Linked DNA regions of Homo sapiens: all the other regions are linked to region 1. A link is a loop called in an ENCODE intact Hi-C map of the cell type or tissue named here. Cell type or tissue: mammary epithelial cell. All regions are shown on one strand.

The links. Peaks named below come from ENCODE experiments on the same cell type or tissue, not always from the same donor. Only the 100,000 strongest peaks of a DNase experiment are listed, where the experiment ranks them.
Region 2: a loop joins it to region 1, with 4 times the contacts of the local background. A loop is called at or near these places in 11 of 110 quality-filtered maps.
Region 3: it touches region 1 in a loop (13-fold over the local background); 18 of 110 quality-filtered maps call a loop at or near these places.

Annotation. Positions count from the first base shown.
Region 1 is chr6:82,266,761-82,274,760 of GRCh38, forward strand. It overlaps LOC105377874 (a long non-coding RNA gene), which reads left to right and starts at 4,678. Exons shown (of 3, transcript XR_942737.3): 1 at 4,678-4,997; 2 at 5,200-5,310; 3 at 5,457-5,930. In mammary epithelial cell, a CTCF peak has its summit at 4,218 (motif pointing right); no DNase peak of the experiment used is centred here.
Region 2 is chr6:82,360,188-82,368,187 of GRCh38, forward strand. It overlaps TPBG (trophoblast glycoprotein), which reads left to right and starts at 3,630. Exons shown (of 2, transcript NM_001376922.1): 1 at 3,630-3,721; 2 at 4,436-7,233. The coding sequence starts at 4,775. The coding sequence ends at 6,037. It overlaps LOC105377875 (a long non-coding RNA gene), which reads right to left and starts at 3,470. Exons shown (of 3, transcript XR_942738.4): 1 at 3,425-3,470. RefSeq lists enhancers at 3,063-3,576, 3,577-4,088, 4,240-5,142, 5,143-6,044 and a silencer at 5,111-5,190. In mammary epithelial cell, CTCF peaks have their summits at 3,455 (motif pointing right) and 5,403; DNase peaks (open chromatin) are centred at 3,464, 4,044 and 5,444; H3K4me3 peaks cover 4,013 bases; H3K27ac peaks cover 3,857 bases.
Region 3 is chr6:82,586,420-82,594,419 of GRCh38, forward strand. No RefSeq gene overlaps it. Among named protein-coding and RNA genes, the nearest start is that of TPBG, 230 kb to the left of the region's middle. In mammary epithelial cell, CTCF peaks have their summits at 1,829 and 3,548 (motif pointing left); a DNase peak (open chromatin) is centred at 3,562.

The DNA.
Region 1 (8,000 bases):
TTTTGGTAGAGATGGCATTTCACCATGTTGGCCAGGCTGGTCTGGAACTCCTTTTTTCTTTTTCTTTTTCTTTTTCTTTTTCTTTTTTTTTTTTTTGAGACAGAGTCTTGCTCTGTTGCCCAAGCTGGAGTGCAGTGGTGCAATCTCGACTCACTGCAACCTCCACCTCCTTGGTTCAAGTGATTCTCCTGCCTCAGCCTCCCTAGTAGCTGAGAGGCTACCATGTGCCATCATGCCTGGCTAATTTTCGTATTTTTAGTAGAGATGGATTTTCATCATGTTGACCACGCTGGTCTTGAACTTCTGACCTAAGGTGATCCTCCCGCCTCGGCCTCCCAAAGTGCTGGGATTACAGATGTGAGCCACCGTGCCTGGCCATATTTTAAATTTTCTATAACTAGTATTTTATATGTATAAATGTCTTTATACGTAAATATAAAAAGATAAATATATATGTATAGAACTAGCTATATACTTCTCTATTTATTTATATATATCCCATTAGAGTACAAGTCTTATTTATCATTGAAATACTTCCTCCACTATACCAGGACCCTCAGTGCTGAGGGTGGCTACATTCTGAGTAGAGAACATCTTTGATTTTTTAGTCTACAGTCGCAGCTGCTGCATTTTTCTTTGATGTCTTGTGACCCATTTGTCACTGCTAGTCCTCTGCTGTTCTGCCATTGACACTATATAAGGTTATGGAATCTTCTGGTCCAGCTCCTATTCAAGCCTTTACATACATCTTCCCTCAGAGGACTATCTGCTACTATCTGCTAGCAGTCTAGTTTCTCCCCACTACCTATGTTAAGCTCAGACAGTTCAATCAGATTCCCCATACCACAGCCCTAGTGCCCAGTTTGTCAGCAGCACTAACATTTCCACACTGAGTTTTCTCCTTGTAGAGGTGTGATGTCCAAGCAGGCTCATGTCTCTTTCCTGATGGAACCCATAATATCTGTCCTTGCCAGTTCCTGTCAATGTACCTCTCACCCCTGTCCCTAACACACAGGAATTATTCTGCCCCTATTGTTGAACATATAGTTATATTGCTTCTACAGACCTGAATTCTAAACCATAAAGATACAAATATCTATTTATGCTCATCCCTATTAGTCACTGTCTCTTTAGTAGCTGAAGCATAAAAAATTTCTTTAAAAATAAGAAGAACTCTAATATGAGAGGTCATTAGTCCCTTAGAGCTCTCGGCAGCATTTGAGTTTATCTTATAAGATGGAATGTCCTTTCGTCTCTTAATTATATCCATAAAACTAATGAAACTTTAATAAGAAATCTAGATTCCATTAATAGGTTTTGGACATCACAGACATATTTGCTTGTTTGTTTTTAAGTGGGGCAGAGAATAAACCCCAACCTCCAACATCTATGCCTGCTCTATCTGCACGACATTGACAAGAGCAGAGGCCAAACGTGAGCGGACAGATTCCAAGAGGAGGGTCCTCTCATGTAGAGCTACTCTCGTGTCTTACTGTTGGGTCTCATTATGCTACTTAAGAGCAACACAAAATAGTCTTACAGGTTACTAGAAAGCCAGAATAAATAAAAGGAAGGCTTATTAAAAAAACCATATTCCCAGGAAAACTCTGGGTTAATGCCTACTCAGAAAGGAAAGAAAGAGAGATGCCAAAACAGATTATGTATTACTTTAATTGAATCTCTGTATATGATTTGATTAAGGTTTTTTGCCATACTTAAGACAAGACAGTGTATTCATCATGACTTTACATCGTATTATGTTCTGGTTATGTAATTATAAAATAATTAAATTGCCTTCATAAAATTATATGAAAATTCAATGATTACATTTTAGAAATGGACCACTTAAGCCTGTTCAGTTTCTAACCCATAATAAACTTGGCACCCCTAGAGAGCACTGGAAGTGAGACATAAAGTAAGCATTACTTGGCATTCTTCCACAAAAATTCCTGCTGTGGAAGATTGCCCCCTTCAAATAACATCAAGTACTAAACTAGTATTTAATTTAAAACTCTTTAATCAACAAAGATCCCAACAACCGCTAAAACTTCACTGCATGCCAATTTTAACTACCAATTATGAAATCACTGCTAATGCAGTCAATAAAATAGGAGACTTTGAATTGGGGATGAGGGAAGGGTACTGAAACATAGAGATTAGGAGATCACTATCTCGTTTCTTAAAGAAAAATTCTGCAGTAATTTAGCTGAAATTAAGATCAGAGGTGTTGGCCGGGCGTGGTGGCTCACACCTGTAATCCCAACACTTTGCGAGGCTGAGGCAGGTGGATCACAAGGTCAGGAGTTCCAGACCAGCCTGACCAACATGGTGAAACTCCATCTCTACTAAACATACAAAAATTAGCCAGGTGTGGGGCGGGCACCTGTAATCCCAGCTACTCGGGAGGGTGAGGCAGGAGAATCGCTTGAACTCGGGAGGTGGTGATTGCAGAGAGCTGACATTGTGCCACTGAACTCCAGCTTGGGCAATAGAACAAGACTCTGTCTCAAAAAAAAAAAAAAAAAAAAAGAGGTGTGAGTTCTTTTTAACTAAAACTGCTTTAGGCAGGTACATCTCACTCAGTTACTCTTATTTTAATTAACATGGTGAAAGTATAGTGTCCTAAAATCTACCATCCTGAAAAATTAAGTTTATTTTTGTTTCTTTCTTTTTTTTTTTTTTTTGAGACCAAATCTTGCTCTGTCGCCCAGGCTGGAGTGCAGTGGCGCAATCTCAGCTCACTGCAACCTCCGCCTCCCGAGTTCAACTCTCAGGCCTCAGCCTCTGGAGTAGCTGGGACTATAGGTGCCTACCACCACATCTGGCTAACTTTTTGTATTTTTAGTAGAGACAGGGGTTTCACCATGTTGGCCAGGCTGCCCTCAAACTCCTTACCTCGAGTGATCCACCTGCCTTGGCCTCCCAAAGTGCTAGGATTACAGGCATGAGCCACCATGCCCAGCCTTTCCTATCTTTATGGTGAAAAGATCAAGACAAAAGAAACCCTTTCATAACTAAGCATCAGGCAACCATGAGAAGATCAATGTATTGAAGAGAAACTTCCAAGTGATGGGTGGTATTGGGAAATTAGAGATTTGGCCCTTGAATCAGTAGATATAGGATATCTCAGCAGGCATCAAGTGAGGTTTGAAAGTCATTCATTTAATTACCTCCTATCATTCAAAGCATTTTAGACTTGCCCAGCATGTTTTACATTTCAATTCACTTTCACATCTATTAGTTTAGCCGCAAGATCATGACAATGCACAACAGGAAGAGGTCCTGAGAAAGTCAAGTCCTCCGAGTAAATTTGGTAGGAATCTACCTCTATCACCAGCTGGGAAGTAGGCAATGATTGACACATGCAGATTTGATCAGTCTTTCAGTGCCTGTACAGGAGGAGACCCCCCTAGGGAAGGCAGAAGTACTTTGGAAACAGAGCAGCCGGTGAGTGGGATCAGAATGGAGACCTGATCTTAGAAGTATCTCACAGTCAAAGCAAAGCCAGTCTCAAGTTAGAGATCAGCCTTTAAAAGGACAAGCTGATTCTGGGAAACATGAATCACTTAAGTTAGACAGCAGTTTCTGATTTGGTGATGGTTTTTTAAATTTTTGTTTCTTTCCATATATATAGGGGTTGTTTATTCATTCTGAACTTTGCTAACAGTGGGCCAACTTCTAAAACTTGGTTATGGTTCTCATAGGTGTATATTTTTAATATGCATAATTGAAGACATCTTTGTTTTTTCATGTCCATATATTTAAAATTTGAGAAATATAAATTCAAGTGAGAAGAGTTGGAAGAGGGGAGCAATATTATGGTTTAGATGACATGATCATTTCCATTTTCTTAGCTTATTAACATATTTTCCTATACCTCGCAGAATCAAGGTTTTATTTTAGTGTGACAGACAGAACCGGGATAGCAAGAAAAAGTCCAAAGTTAAAATACCACTGCAGCAGTTCCTCTGGATACTGAAAGAGTTTTCATGTTTTTGGCTCTCCACAAAGCAGATTAAAGCTTAAAACTTTCAGTGAAAACAAAAGAGACCCCAGGATTGAATTATCCCCATAGAAGGTTAAACAAAAAAACCCAAAAGCCCAAAAACTAGAATTAAACCTGGAGATTCCAAAGCAGACCCCAGTAGAAGGATTTTGTTTTCTCTGTGCAATCAATAAATGATACAGAGCTTTTTTAGGTATCTGTCGCTAGATGGCACTATATAAACACCTTCATTTTCACTTTTCACATCTTCCCTTAGTAGTCAGAAAGGAGGCAAAATATCAGGTAAGGCAATCCTTTTAGTCTTCTTGAAATTGCTGCTGTTTATTAATTTAACTAAATCTTTAATTATAAACCTAAACACCTTGTAACAGATTTGCCAATACCTTAATCCTCTATCAGCAAGTACGGTTCCATTGACAGGAGATTGGCTCGAAGGCAGCTTTGGGTTTGTTATTTGACAGATAGGAAACTGAATAATAAGAAGGCAAGAAAATTGATAGTATGTGAAAGAGAAGACAGGAAAAAGAAATACATTTATGAGAAAATGTATAATCTTGAATTTTCTTTGGTTTCCATTAAACTGCCGGTGCCTCAGAAGATTGTCAGTTTAACGTTCTATCAGTAGTACCATAATTTATTCTTTTGTTATACCATGAGGATTGAAGACGAAAAGGCCCATGCTAGCAGGAGGCACAAGAAGAGATTATATATGCAAATAATTCTGTAGCTCTTGTACCAGGAGAGGGTTTGTCTTGTAATATTTCTTTGAAGACACACATAGAAATCTTTGATTGGTCTACAAAAAGCAAAATTGTGAGGCTAAAAAGAAGAGGGAGAAAGAGAAAGAATATTTGAAAAGAGTATGCAAAGCTATGATAAAAAGTCGGAAGATGGATGACAACTGCAGCATCTTTTTTTTTTTTTTTGAGAGCTAAGAATAGTGGGGATGAGGGGGTGGGTAAGGCATGCAAAGCAATTTGGAGAAGCAAGGGTAAGTGTGTTCAAGCCTGGGGAATTGAGGACATCTGGTCATATCCAGACAAAATGTTTAATCTGTGTAACTGGCAGTGGGCAGGGGTAACCCAGCTAGCCTGCCTTCCAAGTCAGGTCGGCTGCTCCTCGACTCTGCTTCTCAGGAGTGGTGGGCTGTGTTCCATGGATCTGAGGTGCCATGTGCTGCTTTCTGCCCCCAGGAAAGAAGCAGACACCGAGGGAGAATTTTAAAGACTTCAAAGAGCCCGAGTGGACTACCACATCCCTGTAGCTGGCAGTCCTATAGCTGGCGGTCCTACTTGTCCAGTAAGGTTAGGGAGGAATGGAGAGGCGGAGGAGTTGGAATATGTGGGTAGGGGTGGGGTTGGGAATGAGTGAAGTGGAAGAGGGCTGGCTAAATGAGCTCTCCTCTTCCAGCACACATTCAGTAAACTTTCTCCCTTCCTCTGTATTTCAGCTTCCAAACATTGGCTCCTCTCTGAAAAGGTCACCCTGCTTTTCAGACAGAATTTGTGACTCTCGGCAGCTGGGAATACTTTGGAACTGAAGAGAACCTATTAGGAGAGAGAAAAAACAGAGTCATGATTAAGCAAAAAAAAAATGGAGAAAAGATTCACCTCTAAATTTTATTTAATGACAACAAAAACACACAACATTTCTCTTTGATTCATAACGTTAATAAATTCTACTTATCGTTTGCAATAATTCCAAGGTGTTCTAAAGACATCTTTATATTAGAAAAGAGTTCCATATTAGTTTGAATTACTTCAGGAAAGAAATGCCCTATTCCACCACTACAAGTTATGGGGAAATCTATAGCAGAACATTTTGTACTCTCACTAATGAAGAAAGAACCCAGTAAGGATTGCTGTATTTTGGAGATTAGGGAATTGTGTTCACACTCACAATAAAATGTTAAGCTACTACGTCAGAGAAGGCTTGGTTCATTTATTTTGACACCAGTATTTGAAATAATTTAGTTTCCTTGGTAAATGATCTGTAGACTCTTCCAAGTGTTGTTAGCTAAAATATTATTAATGTGAATTCATTCAACACACTTCATAATTTTGCTGAGAAATGAGACGTGAAAACTGCATGTTATGGTCCCAAGAGGTGAAGGAGGGGAGCAGAGAGAGAAGCAAGGATGAACAGTGTGAGTGAATTTATGGGAGTTTAGAATGAGAGACTGGGAGGCACCAGCAATAGAAAAACGAGATCATGAAATTTGAATTTTGCTATTGTAGGAGTGGAAAGATGTGATACCTTTCCTCGCTCATCATAAAGGTCACAGCCGACACTTAATACTCCTAACAAAAAGGCAGGTTAACAAAAGAAAAGCATAACATATTTTTAAAATCAAAGTTTTACATGACACAAGAGTCTTCAGAAGTGAAGACCCAAAGACCAAGGGAAAACTGCTTAGGTTCTATAAAGAATGAACAGCTGTACAGATAGGTAACTGGACAAAGGGGTATAACCCAATGGTAACAGATGAAGGTGGAAAGCTCAGCAAGGCCTGTCCAGCTTCATCTTGGCCTCACTGTGTAGTGAAACTTCCTCCCTGCCAACGGGGCAGGACCCCTTCTGAAATGAGGATCTTCAAGGAAGAAGGAGAAGAGAGACAGTAACCTTTCTAGGTGTTATGGCTTGCTTTGAGGGAGAAGGGTTCTAGTTTTTATGACTTACCTTGAAGAAGAAGAATTCTGGTTTCTATGACTCACTTCAGGGGAGAGACAAGGACAAGAGAAAGGAGGGTAGGAGACAGTCAGAGAGAGGCTTTTCTTCTGAGGCTACTTCTGAAGCCTTGCAATCTCCTTTAGTTTTATGTACTCAGCATGCCAAAGCACCATACTTTGGGGTATTGTGTTCTGAGCCCCAACACTATCAATTATCATTCAGTTTCAGCTTGAAAAATGAACTCTGTGGTGAATAAGCACACTGGAGTAGTCCCTGAAGTGTCTACATTCTGCTCAACTAAACTGTTAGCACTGTGAAGAAGGCTTTTGGAAAACAAAATTTTGATATATTGACTCTAATTAAAAAAATATATAGCCACAGTCCAACTAACTCCAAATGAGCACATTATTGCAGAGTCCCTGGGAAATATTTTGTGGAAGTAAAATTTTGAGGGAGAGGCCTGGTGCGGTAGCTCACGCCTGTAATCCTAGCACTTTGGGAGGCTGAGGCAGGTGGATCGTGAGGTCAGGCATTCGAGACCAGCCTGGCCAACATAGTGAAGCCCTGTCTCTACTAAAAATACAAAAAATTAGCTGGGTGTGGGTGTGGGCACCTGTAATCCCAGCTACTTGGGAGGTTGAGGCAGGAGAATCACTTGAATCTGGGAGGTGGAGGTTGTAGTGAGCCGAGATTGCGCCACTGCACTCCAGCCTGGGCGACAGTGCAAGACTCCGTCTCAAAAAAAAAAAAAAAAAAAAAAAAAAAAATTCAGGGAGAAAAAGTCAAGAAAGCTTGGAATGAGTCACTCTATCCCACAATTTCAACAATTCTCTCCAGAGCCCGAGGTGCCAGGTGTGTTTTTGGCTTTGCTTCTGTGCAGGAGCTCTTGCTTCTCCATCTGAGCACCTTCTTTCTCATCCTTTCTGTAATTCTCCTTTGTTCACCTACATTGTTATTCCATGAAGTCATCCCTGGATCCTCTAAGGCACCCCTGCTTCCAGGCCAGAATAATAACATCCTCTGACTCCCACTGTCCTTTATCTGAATTGCTTTCAGTTTGTTCTATAACTTACTTTATAATAATTTGTATATATAGCTTAATCTTCATTGAAATATAAGCTCCTCGCAGGCAGTGACTTTGTCAGAATTATCTTTTCAGGTAACAGACACCCAAATATATTTAAATCACTTAATCTTCATACAGCTCTAGGAGTAATGTTCCACGTGAACTGTGGGCACATTACTAGGATTTTCCCCATCACCCAATGTAATCTAGTTCACATGTGCTAAAAGCATTCACTTGATGAATGTTTCCAATGTCTTT
Region 2 (8,000 bases), 93 kb after region 1:
TCAAGTTGATGGTTTTAGTTTTAAGTGTTGGTTCATGGTTTTTTGACATATGTGCTTGTTGTTCACCAACACTTGACTTTGTTTTAGTTACTTTTCAGATCTGACAGTTTTCACGTGTATTCAATTCCTTTGCTAATTTGAGACAGAGATCAAAATGAACTAGTCTTAAATAATCTTGGTGTTTGTCCATGCTGGACCACGCGGCTTCTCTCTGCTAGTTACCATAAGGGTGGTCATAACCACTCATCATTCTTTTTATACCTATTTATTCCTTGCCTAATCAGGATTTAGAAGCAATATTTCAATAATTTACTACTGACTTTCCTTTGGGTCATTAGAAGAAAAATGGTCCCTGTAGAAACAATCTTGTAAATAAATGATAGTGTAGAAACGTTTCCTGCAGGCTACAAAGTGACCTCTTGAAATACACTAAATTGGTTCTTATCTGTCGGGACATTCAGATCCTTCCTTTATTTCACTTTGGAATAGAAGAATAAATTGGGAAAAATGTGCTCTGCAATCCTCTGCCCTGCCTTAGAGTATGTAAATAGCATCATGCACAAAAAATTTTCAAGCTGTCAGGAGTAAAGTAAGTATGATAATTTGGGATAATTAAATGCTTAAGACAATCAAAATAGAACTGATCCTAGTAAGCTTTTCTCACTTGGAGGAAACTTCTTTAAAAAGTATTTACTGATCTAAATGTCTTTCAATAAGGCTGTTAAATAAATTGTGGTACAACAATCTACAGTTTGAAATATTTCAGTCTTTAAAAAAGGAGAAGCATACCTATATGTATGCACACAGAAAAATAGATGGTTGTTTTTAAAAAAGAAAAAATGCGAATAATTCATATACTATGATCCCATTCACATAAAAAATAGCAGAAACAATTGAAATATTTATAAAGAGAGAGGGCATTGACTGGAAAGATACACACACCAAACCGTACTCAATTCTGCATTGAGAGCTTTTGCTTCCGTGTCTATGTCTTTCGTTTACCAGATTATCAACTGCTGTATTGCCAGATCAAATACAGGATACTCAATTAAAGTTGAATTTCAACTATAAGCAACAAAATTTTGGGTGCATTTCCCAAATATTGCATGGGACACACTTAAAAGGTATTCATTGTTTTGTTCATTAAAAGGTATTCATTGTTTTGCCAGATTTGTTAAATCTGGCAACTCTACCTTAAAGAGACTTTAAATTATTTATCCTTGTATTCCTATTACTAACATAGTTACAGAGATATAGTGGATTACAATAAATAACATGAGGGGGGTAATTTAGGAGAGAACTATCAAAACAGATGATTTTGCTAAGTATGTGACATATTTATCTCAATTTTCATGGAAATATCTTCAAATTTCATTAGTGGTCCTATTATAGAAGACACACAGCAGGCAAGTGTCAGAGCTAGAAATGACCCTAAATTTCTGGGTCCCTATTCAGCAGCCATAAGCAATTGCCAGCTGCAGGAAGGTGGAGGCAGAAGAAGTAAAAAGGGAACAAGAGGTGAGGTTTACGTTCTGCCTAAGTGGAACAGAGTAGAACTTTGCACAAACTCCTTAATCTTGCCTAGAGGCAGAATGTGGGATGTACTATATGGGAGGCAGGCAAATCTGGGCCTGGTTCCCACCTCCATCACTCATTTGAACAAGTTATGTAATTTATTTTTGCGTCAATTTTCTTGTCTGTAAAACTGGAGTGAGAGGACCTAACTTGAGTACCGAAGTGAAGAGTCAATGAGATAATATCTGTGATCAGCACAGTGCTTGGCAAGTGGAAGACACTCAGTCAAGCTAACTTAAAGCCCCAGTTTTTTCATTTGTACAACAGAACAACAACAATAATAGCAACAAGCAATAATACTAACAATATTTATCTTGCCTCTGAGTTGTCTTGAAAATCAGATGAGTATATATATTATGTTTCTAAATTCTAAAGTGTATCTCACTCTCCTAACAAAGCAGTTGGTCTTCAGATCAGGACCAGAGTTAATACCATGCCAGAGCATTATTACAGGTTTTTTCCAATGAGTAATTAATTTTATTTTTAAACTTATCATACAGTAAAATTGACTCTTTTGGTTTACAAAGTTCTATGAGTTATAACACGTTGTATAGGTTTATGTAACCACCACCACAATCCGGATACAGAACATGACTACAGCTTTAGAGATTCTTTTTCAAAGTGTTTTACATTCATGTTGCAAAACACTTTTAAAAATAAGAAAAGAGATGTAGATAAACGTGCTGAAGATGCAAATTAATGAAACCAGCTTTTGTGCACAAATCTCTGCAGTTTCCAGTGTTTTCAGCTTTTGTCTGAGCCATTTTTGCTGTCGGCTTTGCAGACTATCTCTTTCTATAAAAGTAATCAGGCGTCCGTTGGAGAGTTGGGGTCTTTCTTCACACTAAAGGCACATGTCCCAGGCACAAGCCTCAGGATCCTTATTTGATCTTTTTTAATACGACCAGGTCTTAAATTTCCGAACCATGTTTTCCCTAATTGCCATTTTCTCTCTAAAATGAAGAAGCCTGGAAGAACCTTCTTATCCCTTCGGGGAAATTATTTAATTGGGACAAAGGGGATGTGGAGTTACAGAGAGCAACGATAGGGCTTTCAGAACCCAAAACCTGTCTGGTATAATAACAGATCCTTCCGGTAACCAACCATTCAATTTGTCCCTCTCCCCAACCCCATCCTCTCCATCACCATCTGCCAGATGCCCCCTGGGACAATCGACTTTGAAACCAAACTTCTCTCCCAGGTCAGCTCCTGCAATCCCCACTCCTCATCCTTGGAGCTTTCTCCACAGAAGTGACTTGACACACCGCGCTACATCTGGGGAGGGGGGCGGGTCCGCTTTCCGGGAGACTCAAGTCTTTGCTATTTGCCTTTTGTTTCTGGGATGCCTTTGGCTGCCTTTCTCTTCCATCTGCTTTTAATTTTGGTAAGAGAAAAGCTAATGAATCAGGAATGAATCTCCTCTCCACTAATCTTTTTTTTTTCTTTCTCTCTCTCTCTCTCTTAAAGTTGGCGCGCTCTCTTCACAAGTTCCATCACTACCCAAGAAGTGAGGGGGCGGGGGGGACAGGCGGGAAGGCATTAATTACACCTAAATCTGAAGTTTGCGGCCTCAAGTACCACTTTGATGGGGAGAGCTTCTGAAGCTTCCATACAACCTGCCGTGCCTTTGCTGCTGCCGCAGTAGATTTTCAGCTCATTTCTTTCTGCTGCTGCTTCGCGCTGCTCTGTCATGCCTAAATCTATCTCGTCACTGCCAAAGGTGCCTGAATCAGGGTGAATTCCACGAGATTCACCAGCGGTTTTGCTCCAGTCCAAGGTAAATACAGTATGCAAAATGAGGAACCACCCAAGGATGTCGGGGAGGGGGGAGAGAAAGGGATTCCCTCACCTTTTCCGGCACATTCCTCGTTAATTTCCACCAGGAGGAGGCGCGCAGCCCAGCTCCCCTAGTCTCTCTTCTTAAATCCCCCTACCTACGGCTGCCGAGGTTGGCCGCGCGTCGGGAATCTCCCCGACAGTCCTGGCCCTCCCCCGCCCCCCGGGTTGGTTTTTCCCAGCTGCGGAGGTTGGGAGGTTGGGCCAGGGGCTGGGGTGCGAAGAGAGTCGGCGCCCGCAACGCGGAGCCGGGAAGTCGTCGCTACTCTGGTGGAACTCAGAGTTGGTTCTGGAGGCGGCGGACGCGGAGGTGAGCAGTGGGAGCCCGCGGCCTGGGAGAGACCCGGGAGGCGTCGTTGGGGCCCCTCCCCATCCTCGGGTGGAGAGTAGGGTTGGTTCGGGTTGCCACTGTACCCCGAGTCCCACTGCTGCTTTGTTCCCAGACTCTCCCCTCCTCTTTGGAGATGACTTGAACCCCTTTGAGATCCGAGGGGCTGGCGGGGCGCGGGCTGGGGGGCGACAGTTGTAGCTCCACTTCCTGCTAATGCGAGAAGGTACAAAAAGAGATCAAAAAGTCCTGTAACCTGAAACTTCCCTCGCATCCTAACCGGGACCTGGTGGAGAGGTCTGGGCGGGGGCGGAGACACCCGGAGGCCGACCTTCCGCCGAGGCGGTGCAGGAAGGAACGGGAGAGGGAGAAGTTTGGTAGGGAAGGAATTGGGGATTAAGCGGTAAGTTAGACGCGGGAGACGAGTCTCCTCGGGAAAGGCGGAGGGCGGGAGGCCGGTCGGGTTTATTTAGTGTGGGCCAGGGAAGAAGGAAGACTTTGCGGTCTGGGTGTCGGATGCGCGTCCCCCTCCGGAGTAAAAGTGACCGGAGGGGTTGGGGAGGCGAGGCCGGGGCGGGCTTTTGGAAGGAGGTCTCTGGGACAGACTGGAGACGACTAGACTCGAAAAGGCCGGTTTTTGCACTCCGGAAGCCGCGGCAGCCACCGCTGTTCACGCCTCTCTCCTGCTTGTCCCAGGTCCCTCAGAGGATCCAGCGAGGGGCGCCAACAAGAGGCGAAGAGGTGGCACCAGGGCGGCGGCAGGAAGAGGAGCGGGAGCAGGAGCGCGGAGCGGAGCGTCCCGACCCGCCGTGCGTACTTTCTGGAGGGAAGGGGCGGGGGAATCGGCCCCTGAGGGAAGCGCCCGGTGGCGAGGGGGTTAGCCAAGTTCCGGCTGCGGCGCCACTCCCTCGGTTCCACGAGAGGAAAGTTTTTTTTTTCCAGACGCTTCCGCCGGCTCGCGCCCTCCGGGCCCAGCCTCCCGAGCCTTCGGAGCGGGCGCCGTCCCAGCCCAGCTCCGGGGAAACGCGAGCCGCGATGCCTGGGGGGTGCTCCCGGGGCCCCGCCGCCGGGGACGGGCGTCTGCGGCTGGCGCGACTAGCGCTGGTACTCCTGGGCTGGGTCTCCTCGTCTTCTCCCACCTCCTCGGCATCCTCCTTCTCCTCCTCGGCGCCGTTCCTGGCTTCCGCCGTGTCCGCCCAGCCCCCGCTGCCGGACCAGTGCCCCGCGCTGTGCGAGTGCTCCGAGGCAGCGCGCACAGTCAAGTGCGTTAACCGCAATCTGACCGAGGTGCCCACGGACCTGCCCGCCTACGTGCGCAACCTCTTCCTTACCGGCAACCAGCTGGCCGTGCTCCCTGCCGGCGCCTTCGCCCGCCGGCCGCCGCTGGCGGAGCTGGCCGCGCTCAACCTCAGCGGCAGCCGCCTGGACGAGGTGCGCGCGGGCGCCTTCGAGCATCTGCCCAGCCTGCGCCAGCTCGACCTCAGCCACAACCCACTGGCCGACCTCAGTCCCTTCGCTTTCTCGGGCAGCAATGCCAGCGTCTCGGCCCCCAGTCCCCTTGTGGAACTGATCCTGAACCACATCGTGCCCCCTGAAGATGAGCGGCAGAACCGGAGCTTCGAGGGCATGGTGGTGGCGGCCCTGCTGGCGGGCCGTGCACTGCAGGGGCTCCGCCGCTTGGAGCTGGCCAGCAACCACTTCCTTTACCTGCCGCGGGATGTGCTGGCCCAACTGCCCAGCCTCAGGCACCTGGACTTAAGTAATAATTCGCTGGTGAGCCTGACCTACGTGTCCTTCCGCAACCTGACACATCTAGAAAGCCTCCACCTGGAGGACAATGCCCTCAAGGTCCTTCACAATGGCACCCTGGCTGAGTTGCAAGGTCTACCCCACATTAGGGTTTTCCTGGACAACAATCCCTGGGTCTGCGACTGCCACATGGCAGACATGGTGACCTGGCTCAAGGAAACAGAGGTAGTGCAGGGCAAAGACCGGCTCACCTGTGCATATCCGGAAAAAATGAGGAATCGGGTCCTCTTGGAACTCAACAGTGCTGACCTGGACTGTGACCCGATTCTTCCCCCATCCCTGCAAACCTCTTATGTCTTCCTGGGTATTGTTTTAGCCCTGATAGGCGCTATTTTCCTCCTGGTTTTGTATTTGAACCGCAAGGGGATAAAAAAGTGGATGCATAACATCAGAGATGCCTGCAGGGATCACATGGAAGGGTATCATTACAGATATGAAATCAATGCGGACCCCAGATTAACGAACCTCAGTTCTAACTCGGATGTCTGAGAAATATTAGAGGACAGACCAAGGACAACTCTGCATGAGATGTAGACTTAAGCTTTATCCCTACTAGGCTTGCTCCACTTTCATCCTCCACTATAGATACAACGGACTTTGACTAAAAGCAGTGAAGGGGATTTGCTTCCTTGTTATGTAAAGTTTCTCGGTGTGTTCTGTTAATGTAAGACGATGAACAGTTGTGTATAGTGTTTTACCCTCTTCTTTTTCTTGGAACTCCTCAACACGTATGGAGGGATTTTTCAGGTTTCAGCATGAACATGGGCTTCTTGCTGTCTGTCTCTCTCTCAGTACAGTTCAAGGTGTAGCAAGTGTACCCACACAGATAGCATTCAACAAAAGCTGCCTCAACTTTTTCGAGAAAAATACTTTATTCATAAATATCAGTTTTATTCTCATGTACCTAAGTTGTGGAGAAAATAATTGCATCCTATAAACTGCCTGCAGACGTTAGCAGGCTCTTCAAAATAACTCCATGGTGCACAGGAGCACCTGCATCCAAGAGCATGCTTACATTTTACTGTTCTGCATATTACAAAAAATAACTTGCAACTTCATAACTTCTTTGACAAAGTAAATTACTTTTTTGATTGCAGTTTATATGAAAATGTACTGATTTTTTTTTAATAAACTGCATCGAGATCCAACCGACTGAATTGTTAAAAAAAAAAAAAATAAAGATTCTTAAAAGAATTACAGTGTGTGCAAGTTTGCTTTGAAAAAAGGATGAAGGGCAGGAGTATTCAATGGTCTTGGTTCCGATGATAATTATTACTTAACATAGCTGAGAATCAAACTGTAGCAATGTCTAATATAAATAGACTTGGGAGATCGTTTTGAAATGGTGGATCCTTTTAGTATTTAAATGGAGAGTTTGAGTATTCATGTGACTGTATGGTCCCAAAGTTAATGCTATTTATGAAACAGTTTTGTAAGAACATAATGAAGTTGGTAAAAGCTAAGCGTTCTGCACAATAAACAGTTCCCAGTTTGGGGCTTTTTCAAGGCTAATGAAGTTATTGTTGGTCTAGAAAAATAGTATTTACTTAATAAAACTCTGTTTGAAATTGTTCTGTGGATTTTTAGAGCAGAATTTGAAACAAATGTAATGCAAATAAATATAAAGATAAAGTGTCTTAAAGACAATATTCTGAAATAAAAGATATAAAATATAATTTAAAAAATATTTCTCAATGTCTTAATGTAAATTGAAACTTAGATTTTCTTGAGGATATTTTCAAAAAAACATTTAAAGTGGAACATAAATGTTCTTTAGTTTATCAGAGACCCAGCTAATATGTTTAAAAAGTTGACTTGACATGGTTGAATATGAACTTGAGGAAATAACCACAGATAAATGTCTACATCTGTAAACACGTGTCTCAAGTATTTATAGGTTCTTATCTTCAGTTCAGTGTTTAAGAATTTGAGGATATTTTGATTTTAGCTAAGCTGTTCATAATGTAAGTATATACACCTTTGTGAAGAATAAATCACATTTAGGTGTAAATACAGGCAATCATTAATTGATACATCCATAATATACAAGGCTTTTATTATTTTTTCAGTTTATTATCTGTCATTTAATCTGAAAAGTAAATTCCATTAATCAGTCTTCAGGCTCTTTTATCAAGTGATTTAAATGTAGCCATTATTGCTTAACTGAAAGTATTAGGTAAACTTGCATCAGTAAGTCTTAGGGCTTGCTTTTCCTTTGAACTGGTTATGTCCTTCAGTGCTTTATGTTTGAAATAAAATCTACATTTTCATATTTTTATAAATAAAATAGGATCAGATAGTATTTTAGGTTCTAGAAATCTTTGCTGATTCCTTCTTTGAATTAAATTCAGAAATTTTCAAAGTAGGGCTAAAAATAAGTAAATCTTCCTTTTTATAGGTTAGAATATATAGTCAGAATACAAAGCTGTAATTCCTTAAATTCCATCAGGCT
Region 3 (8,000 bases), 320 kb after region 1:
TTCACTGATGAGGCAGTTGAGACTTTGAGAGATTAAATAACTTCAAGCCCCATGGCTTATAAGAGGTGGAATTAAAATTCAAACCTTGTTCCAACTGACCCCAAAGTCTCAATTTTTAATAACTTTGCTATATTCCCATCATACTAATCTTCATGATTAAATTACTTAGCAACCAAAAGTGGTGTTAAAATCCAATTGCAATTATGTATGGAAAGGAAGAAGACATCAAGAAGCTAACTTTATTGCAGGTATAGAAAATGCCCCAAATTAAGGCAGCTTTTTAATTAAGAGAGTCAAAACTACGCTCAGCTGAAAGGTGGAAAGTCAACATTAGGAGAAAATATGAGTGATTTTTTGAATAGAACAGAAACAGTATGAATACAATAGACTTTTATGTTGAATGTATTCAAGATATTACTTTTTCACATGCCCCCTAAATTATTTTAAAATATATATAATGCTTTTAAAATAAAATTTAAATCTGTAAAGGGTGTCTTAAAATATATTGCATTGGGTTGAACATTATAGTAGGTAAATTCTAAGTTTCCAACTCAAAAGTTCAATGATTCTCTAAATGATTGGTGAAAACATAAATGAATTGAACAGCATTGTTTTGTGCATATCTTGTATGAGATCAGTTTCACATTTCTCACGAAAGCTTTTTAAAACTTCCCTACTCTTTATTGGTCTCCTGTAATCACTCAATTCCTTCCTCTTACCAGGTAACTTTCATTCATACTCAGATGAACAGATAATTTTTCATCCAAGCTAGGAGGACATTCTTGATCCTGAAAAGGAACCCTTAAATAACTGAAATTATATGTTGTTTTGGAAAACATGTTATTATCAATTTTTTTATTATATGGGTAGATTTATAAATGGTTCTATTCAAAAGTTATTTTCAAAATTAAAATTCTTCATGAAAATAAAAATGACATCTGTGTATATCTGAAGAAAATATTTCAAAACTTTGTTATATTGATTATCTCAACATTTAAAATAATATTAGGAGAATAACCAGTTTCTGAGCTATAGCTGTTTGAAATATCAGATTGTTAGAATTTTTTCTAAAAAAAAGAATCAATGTCTTTATAATTTCCTTTTCATGAAATTTCCAGAAATCTTCTTCAAAATGTATACAAATTTATGAATTACATATTTAAAATTGTTGACACTTTCAATGGACCCTTCTCTGTAAATCATAACAGTTTTCATCAAATAAGTTTATGATTTTTTAAATGTTTCCTTTGATTTAAATGCTGTAAAATTTTAGTTCTCAATTTTATTCCATTCTGGCAAAGAATATATACTCATCACTAGGAGATGATTCTCCATGGGTTTCTCACATTCTTTTTTTTTTTTTCTCTTTGAGATGGAGTCTCGCTCTGTCACCCAGGCTGGAGTGCAGTGGCGTGATCTCGGCTCACTGCAAGCTCCGCCTCCCAGGTTCACACCATTCTCCTGCCTCAGCCTCCCTAGCAGCTGGGACTACAGGTGCCCGCCACCACGCCCGGCTAATTTTTTGTATTTTTTTTAGTAGAGATGAGGTTTCACCGTGTTAGCCAGGATGGTCTCGATCTCCTGACCTCGTGATCCACCCGCCTCGGCCTCCCAAAGGCTGGGATTACAGGCGTGAGCCACTGCTCCCGGCCTCTCACATTCTTGAGTATCTTCAGAGTTACACCTGAATGTCCTTTGTGTTCCATACTACCTTTCCAAGGATGTTTGTATAGGAAACAGCCTTGAAAGATAGAACTAATATCTCCCTCTAGAGCAAAAGACAAGTTGGTTTACATTCTTAGAAGATAAAGTGTCTCCCTCTGCAGCAAAGTCCAGGCATACTTCCTGCTCATTTAAAAAAGATTCAGGTTCCCTAAGGTCAAAGTTTCTCTCCTATAATCCAACTCACTGTGTATGCAGGTGTCATCTGGGGCTCTCCACACCAGATATGAGAATTGGGGTTCAGATAATCAGTGCAAAAAATGCTAGTGCTATACTCTGGCTATTGCTATTGCTCTGAGTAATGAACTGTCTTTCATCTCTAACCCAGGAGACTCATATCTTCTACCACCACCACCAAACTCTGGCAGGCTAACATAGTAGATTGAAAATTGGGTAAAACCAAGCTGGGTATGGTGGGTTACACCTATAAACTTTGGGAGGCTGAGTTGGGAAGACTGCTTGAGCCCAGGAGTTCAAGACCAGACTGGGCAATAAAGTGAAACCTCACCTCTGCAAAAAATTAAAAATTAGCTGAGTGTGGTGGTGCACATCTGTAGCCCCAGCTACTGCAGAGGCTAAGGTGGGAGGATGGCTTGAGCCTGGGACGCAGAGGCTGTAGTGAGGCAAGAGCATGCTACTGCACTGTAGCCTGGGTGGCAGAGCAGAACCCTATCAAAAGAAAAAGAAAGAAGGGAAGGGAGGGAAAGGGGAGGGGAGGGGAGGGGAGGGGAGGGGAGAAAAAAGAAAGACGAAGGAAGGAAGGAAAAAGAAAGAAGGAAGAAAGAAAAGAAGGAAGGAAAAGAAAGAAAGAAAAGAGAGAAAGAAAAAAGAAAAGAAAAGGAAGGAACAAAGGAAGAAAGGAGGGAAGGAGAGGGAGAGAGAGAAAGAAAGAGAAAAAAGAAAGAATGAAAGAAAGAAAAAAGAAAAGGAAGGAAGGAGAGAGAAAGAAGAAGGAAGGAAAAGAAAGAAAAAAGAAAAGGAAGGAAGGAGAGAGAAAGAAGGAAGGAAAAGAAAGAAAAAAGAAAAGAAAAGGAAGAAACAGAAAGAAAAGAGGGAAGGAGAGAGAAAGAAAGAAGAAGGAAGGAAAAGAAAGAAAGAAAAAAGAAAAGGAAGAAACAGAAAGAAAGGAGGGAAGGAGAGGGACAGAGAGAGAAAGAAAGAAAAAAGAATGAATGAAAGAGAAAAGAAAAGGAAGGAAGGAGAAAGAAGAAAGAAAGAAAGAGAGAAAAGGAAGGAAGGAAGTAAGGAAGGAAAAAATCAGGTAAAACCTTAGATTTGTCACAGTTCTTACCAATTTTTATGATAAGGATAGCATGCTGATAGAGCCATGATTTTGTGGAAGAGAGGGGAGGACCTTTTGGACCAACTGAAGGACTTTCATGATATGCTGACCAAATGTATTTGGTCAATAAGTGGTCCTCCACCTTAATGCCTGTTAATGAGGAAAAATTAAGGATATGTTTGCAGAATGAGTACTGGGAAATTAATTCAGAGACAAGTGACTGCCCAAAAGGTGCAGAGGTTGTTCTACCAGTAGGTGAACTTTCTTACCAGTTGGGCTGTCAGCCTTAAGTCCTCTACATTGTGACAACTAGTCCTAAGATTCATCCTGATATGAAGGTTCTGTCCCTTTCAGATGACAGACATAAGCATCGACGTGGAGTGTGAAAGGAGGCAAATATGCAATCACTGTGGCAGAAAACCAGGCTGTTAGTGCTTCCGCTGGGTCACCGGGGAGTTGAGGGTGTCAGATGCATAATGCTTGCTAAGGATGAATGACTAAAGGTGGAATATCTTTTATGTCTCAGCCCCCTCTGCAGGCCATCAAGTCAATCTTAGATCCATTCAAATGGCAGGAAAAAGACTGAGTTTTTTCAGTGGGTCTTGGCTGCTATGAGAGACCTTTGACCTTCTTGGGGAGATTTCCTTGAGAAAGACAAACTTCAAGAGAAAACCACGGATGAGTCATTGACTAGTATTCAGGCTCTTTCTGCCCTAAATTGGTTTTACAGTGCTGATGAATCAATGGAGAATGAGAAATTAACCCAAAGGACTCTAGATATATTCTCATGATCAGCCTCATTCCTCTGGAAAACTCTGCCACTCCTTATGTTAAAACTGGACATATGTTTTATGTCTTTATGTTAAGAGATGTTATAAAAATAGGGCAGAAATTGACCCAGATTAAAGTGTACCTCTTTTTAAAAATTTGTTTGTGTGTGAGTTAAGCGCAAATCTACAAAGGGTGCAAATCTGACCGTCCCATTCAAAAAACAATGTGGCTGTAGTGTCAAGGGATCCCCAGAGCCAAAATAGTGTCACTAATAATGATCTTGCTACTCAACATGGGGCTTGGATTGGGATAAGGGCAAAAAAATTTGGAAGTTTTTCTGGTTGAGCTACTAGCAGCTGCTGTGCTGTTTGAAACCAAATGTAAATGTAAAACCTTGTTCAATGTCATATTGCTGCTCTCTCCCACTATATTCTGTCATCCCCTCCCTCCCCCAGACCCCTATCTCAGCTGTTTTAAGGAGAAAAATGGTTAGGGACTAGGCCAAGTCTCCCTGTTGCAAAGGGCAAGCCAAAAGCCGTACAGACCAGTTTGAATATCCTGGGGAATTTCAGGGTGGGAGGGATTATAACTTGTATGATTATCTTGGCAATAGACAATCAAATCACTATCTTACTTGAAAGTGGGGAAGGAAAAGGCACTTAGATTCAGTTAATGGGGTTTGGGCTGGGTACACGGTGAGAAAGAAAATACTTCATGGCACCTTAAGGAACTTTGGGCCAATTGAATGTACTGTTACTATTGCTTCTACATCTGCATGTATAGTAAGAATTGAGGTGTTATATGCTTGTAATTTCCTATCCCATAAATACTAGAGGGAGTCTCCCAAGTGGGAAAAGCAACATGTAGAGAAGTGCTAAAGGGAACTGTGAAGTTCTCCTCAAATCATCTCCCTGTCCCCTTCCAGGTCCAACAGAAATAGTATAGTATCCCAGGAGGCAAAAGGGAAATCACAGCTTTGAAGCCTTATTCTAAAGGCAGCAGGGGTAGTAAGAGGTGCAATAGCTCAAAATAATAACTCTGTATGGCCAGTGTAAAAGGCCAATGGAGGCTTGAGGCTTATTGAATTCAGCTGTTGTTCTCAAATCCCTGGCTGTATATAGACCTTATAACTGTAATGGCATTTACTGTACATCTACTGTACATGACACTTGATATAATGTCTTAGACATTGCCAGCACCTTGTTTTCTGGCCCACTGGCTTGCAATATTCCCCCTGGGGTACCTAAACTCCCCTACCATTTACCACCAGTGGGTGTGTCAGGATTAGTACAAATGCCTCTACCCTCTGATAGCCAAAGCTTTCGCTATATAGACCATATTATTTAGTTGACAAGTGAGAAGATCCAGTTTTAAACACTCTACCTGCAGTGTTATCATACTTGTGCTGGCAGAGGTGGCTGATGAACCTTAAAAAAATTCAGGGATCTGCTAGGTGAATAAGGCTTCTTGGGATTATGTAGGCAGAATCAGAATGTTCAATGCCTCTGACAGCCAAGGAAAAACTGCTGCCTCTGGCCTCCAACCACCAAAAAGGAGAACAACACCTTAATTCAATACTTTGGTATTGGAGACAGTATATGCTCACTTGGGCATTCTACTTGGATGTTTATATCAGCGTCCTTGAGTCTGGGCCCACACCAATAGGTGGCATTGGAAGCGGTCTAGCAAGCTATGGCTGGCTCTCAACCTTTGGGCCCTATACTCCTGATAACCCTTTTGAACTTCGTATCTCTGAGACTGATGATTTTTTTCAAGTGAAGCCTCTGGCAAAGAGAGACAGTCACCACCCAAAGGTATCCCTCGTGACTTTAAACTTGTTTCCTCCTTGAAATGGCTACCAAGAACACCCCAGCTTGTTCCTGAGCCCTCGTTAAAACTGAATGCCTGGCCATGGAGACCTTGTGACTTTCTAGGGCCTCATATTTTCATTTTGAAGTGGATCAACTTATATTCAGCAAAAAGATGGGAGGGGCCTAACAAGCATTGATTGTCACATGGAAATGGTATATTGAAGACCATATCTGGCACAGTTTAAGTGACATCTCAACATTACATGAAAAAATGGCAGCTCTTTGCTTGGGAGAAACTTTATTCTCCACTCTGTCACCTGAAGGAAACTGCAGGCTCAATGGGTCTCTCCATGCACTGAGGTTCACCAAAGTGCCTGGGCCTAGTTCGCTAATGGTTTGGCTGAGCTGAAACCTAACAGTGTCCACTGGAATCAACAGCTTTTCAACCCCCGCACCAGCTATGGAAAGCTAAAAATGGGCATGGTTATGCCACTCAGTAGGTAGAACCCAGGCCATTCTCATAGCTTGAACCAGTACCTCTTTTGATGAATTTTGTTATATTTTTGCTAATTCTTGGGTTGTTGGCAACAGCCTGGCTATTTGGTCTGCCATTTGAAAAAACTACAGACTGGCCAATTAAAGACAACTCTAAATTTTTTATTCCAGTTAGATTGGCAATTGTGATATTACCATTTATTATTCATCATTTTCCCATTAAATTCATCCCTCACTCATAAAACATAAAATTCTCATATACTCTGAGATTTATTTTTGAGTTTCAAACTATTTGTCTCTCCCTATACCCATACTGATTATGTTGAATACCTGGTAAGGAAATTTCCCCTACACTCTTCATTCATTTCACACGTTTCCTGGCTATTTTGGGGCATTTTTCTTTTATGTATGCTAAGACTATTATATCCAATGCCCAAAATATCTTGTTACTACAATTTTATTAAAATTATGTATTAATTTTGGATGATAGAGATATTAAATAATAATCTTTCAATTTGAGATTTTTTCTATTTGTTTAAATCTTCTTCGTATATTTTCTAAGACTATAGTTTTCATATCAATCCCATGCTTTTCTTATCAAAGTTTTGTCAATTTTAAAAATTATTTTATTTGTGTATATGTGTTTATGTTTCTGCATCTGACTGTAGTGAGCAAAATACTTTCCCCCCTTTCCATTTCTAGGTTTTGTATTGCAAGAGTAGAGGAAATCAATTTTGCTCACCTTTTGTCCAGCTACCTTACCAAATTTCTGTATTAACTTTAGTAGCATTTTCCTAGATGTTCTTTGGTTTTCAAGAAATGCAATCTGAAATATGTTGATTTATCCCTGTTTTTCAACATTAACATTTCTTTCATTTTCTGCTTTTATTACAGTTTTGAGCGCTTCAAAAATGTTGAAAAGTAACAATGATATGAATCTCTGGTTAGGTGCAAAAACCATATAGCATAGTGGCTAAGAGTACAATTTGTGGAGCACAACTGCATAGCTTTGAATCACAAATTTACCACTTGCTATTGGGCAAGTTATTCAACTTCGCTGTCCTTCAGTGTTCCAATCTGCAATGTGGGGATTATCGTACTGTATGATATTATGTATTATTTTTGTGAAGATTTACATATGTAAAGTACCTAGAACCATGCTCACACATAGTAAACACTAAAAAAGTGCTAGTTATTTATTTTTATTCTTGATTTCATTGGAAAGTTTTCATGATTTAGAATTAGTTTTCTGTTTAGAATGGTATTTACTATGGGTATACAGTAAAACATGTTAGGACATTTAAGTAGGTTTTTTTCCAATTTTACTAACTTTTTATTAGGAAAAATTGCTTTATTTTATCAAATGCCTCTTCAGCACTGTTTATATCATGATCTTTTCCTCTTAAACTTGTTTATACTGATATTGAATTGCCTTTGAATTCCTGAGTTACTTTTGTGATAATATATTATTCTTTTGATATATTCTACTTGCCAATATTTTATTTATAATTTTGCCTATATTAATAAATGAGTTTCATTTTATTTGGTAACTATATTGGTACCTGATAAAGTTTTGTTATTTCGTGAGATTTATAAAATAAATGAGAATGATTTCTAGCTTCTTCTATGGCTTGACATAGTTTAAATAATCTGGAATAACTTTCCTTTAAAGGTTATATAAAACTTGGCTGAGAACTCATCTGGCCCTGGTGTGTATTTGAATGGTACATCTTTATTCACCTTTTCAATCTTGTCTTCGGTAATTGTTCTATTCAAGGATCCTACATCTTCTTAGGTCAAATTTGGTATTTTATCTTTTGCTAGAAAATCATCCATCTCCTCTAGGTCTCCAAGTTCATTGTCAAAATAGATGCAGTCTTGTATAATTCTTTTCAATCTCTTCTATATTCATACTTACA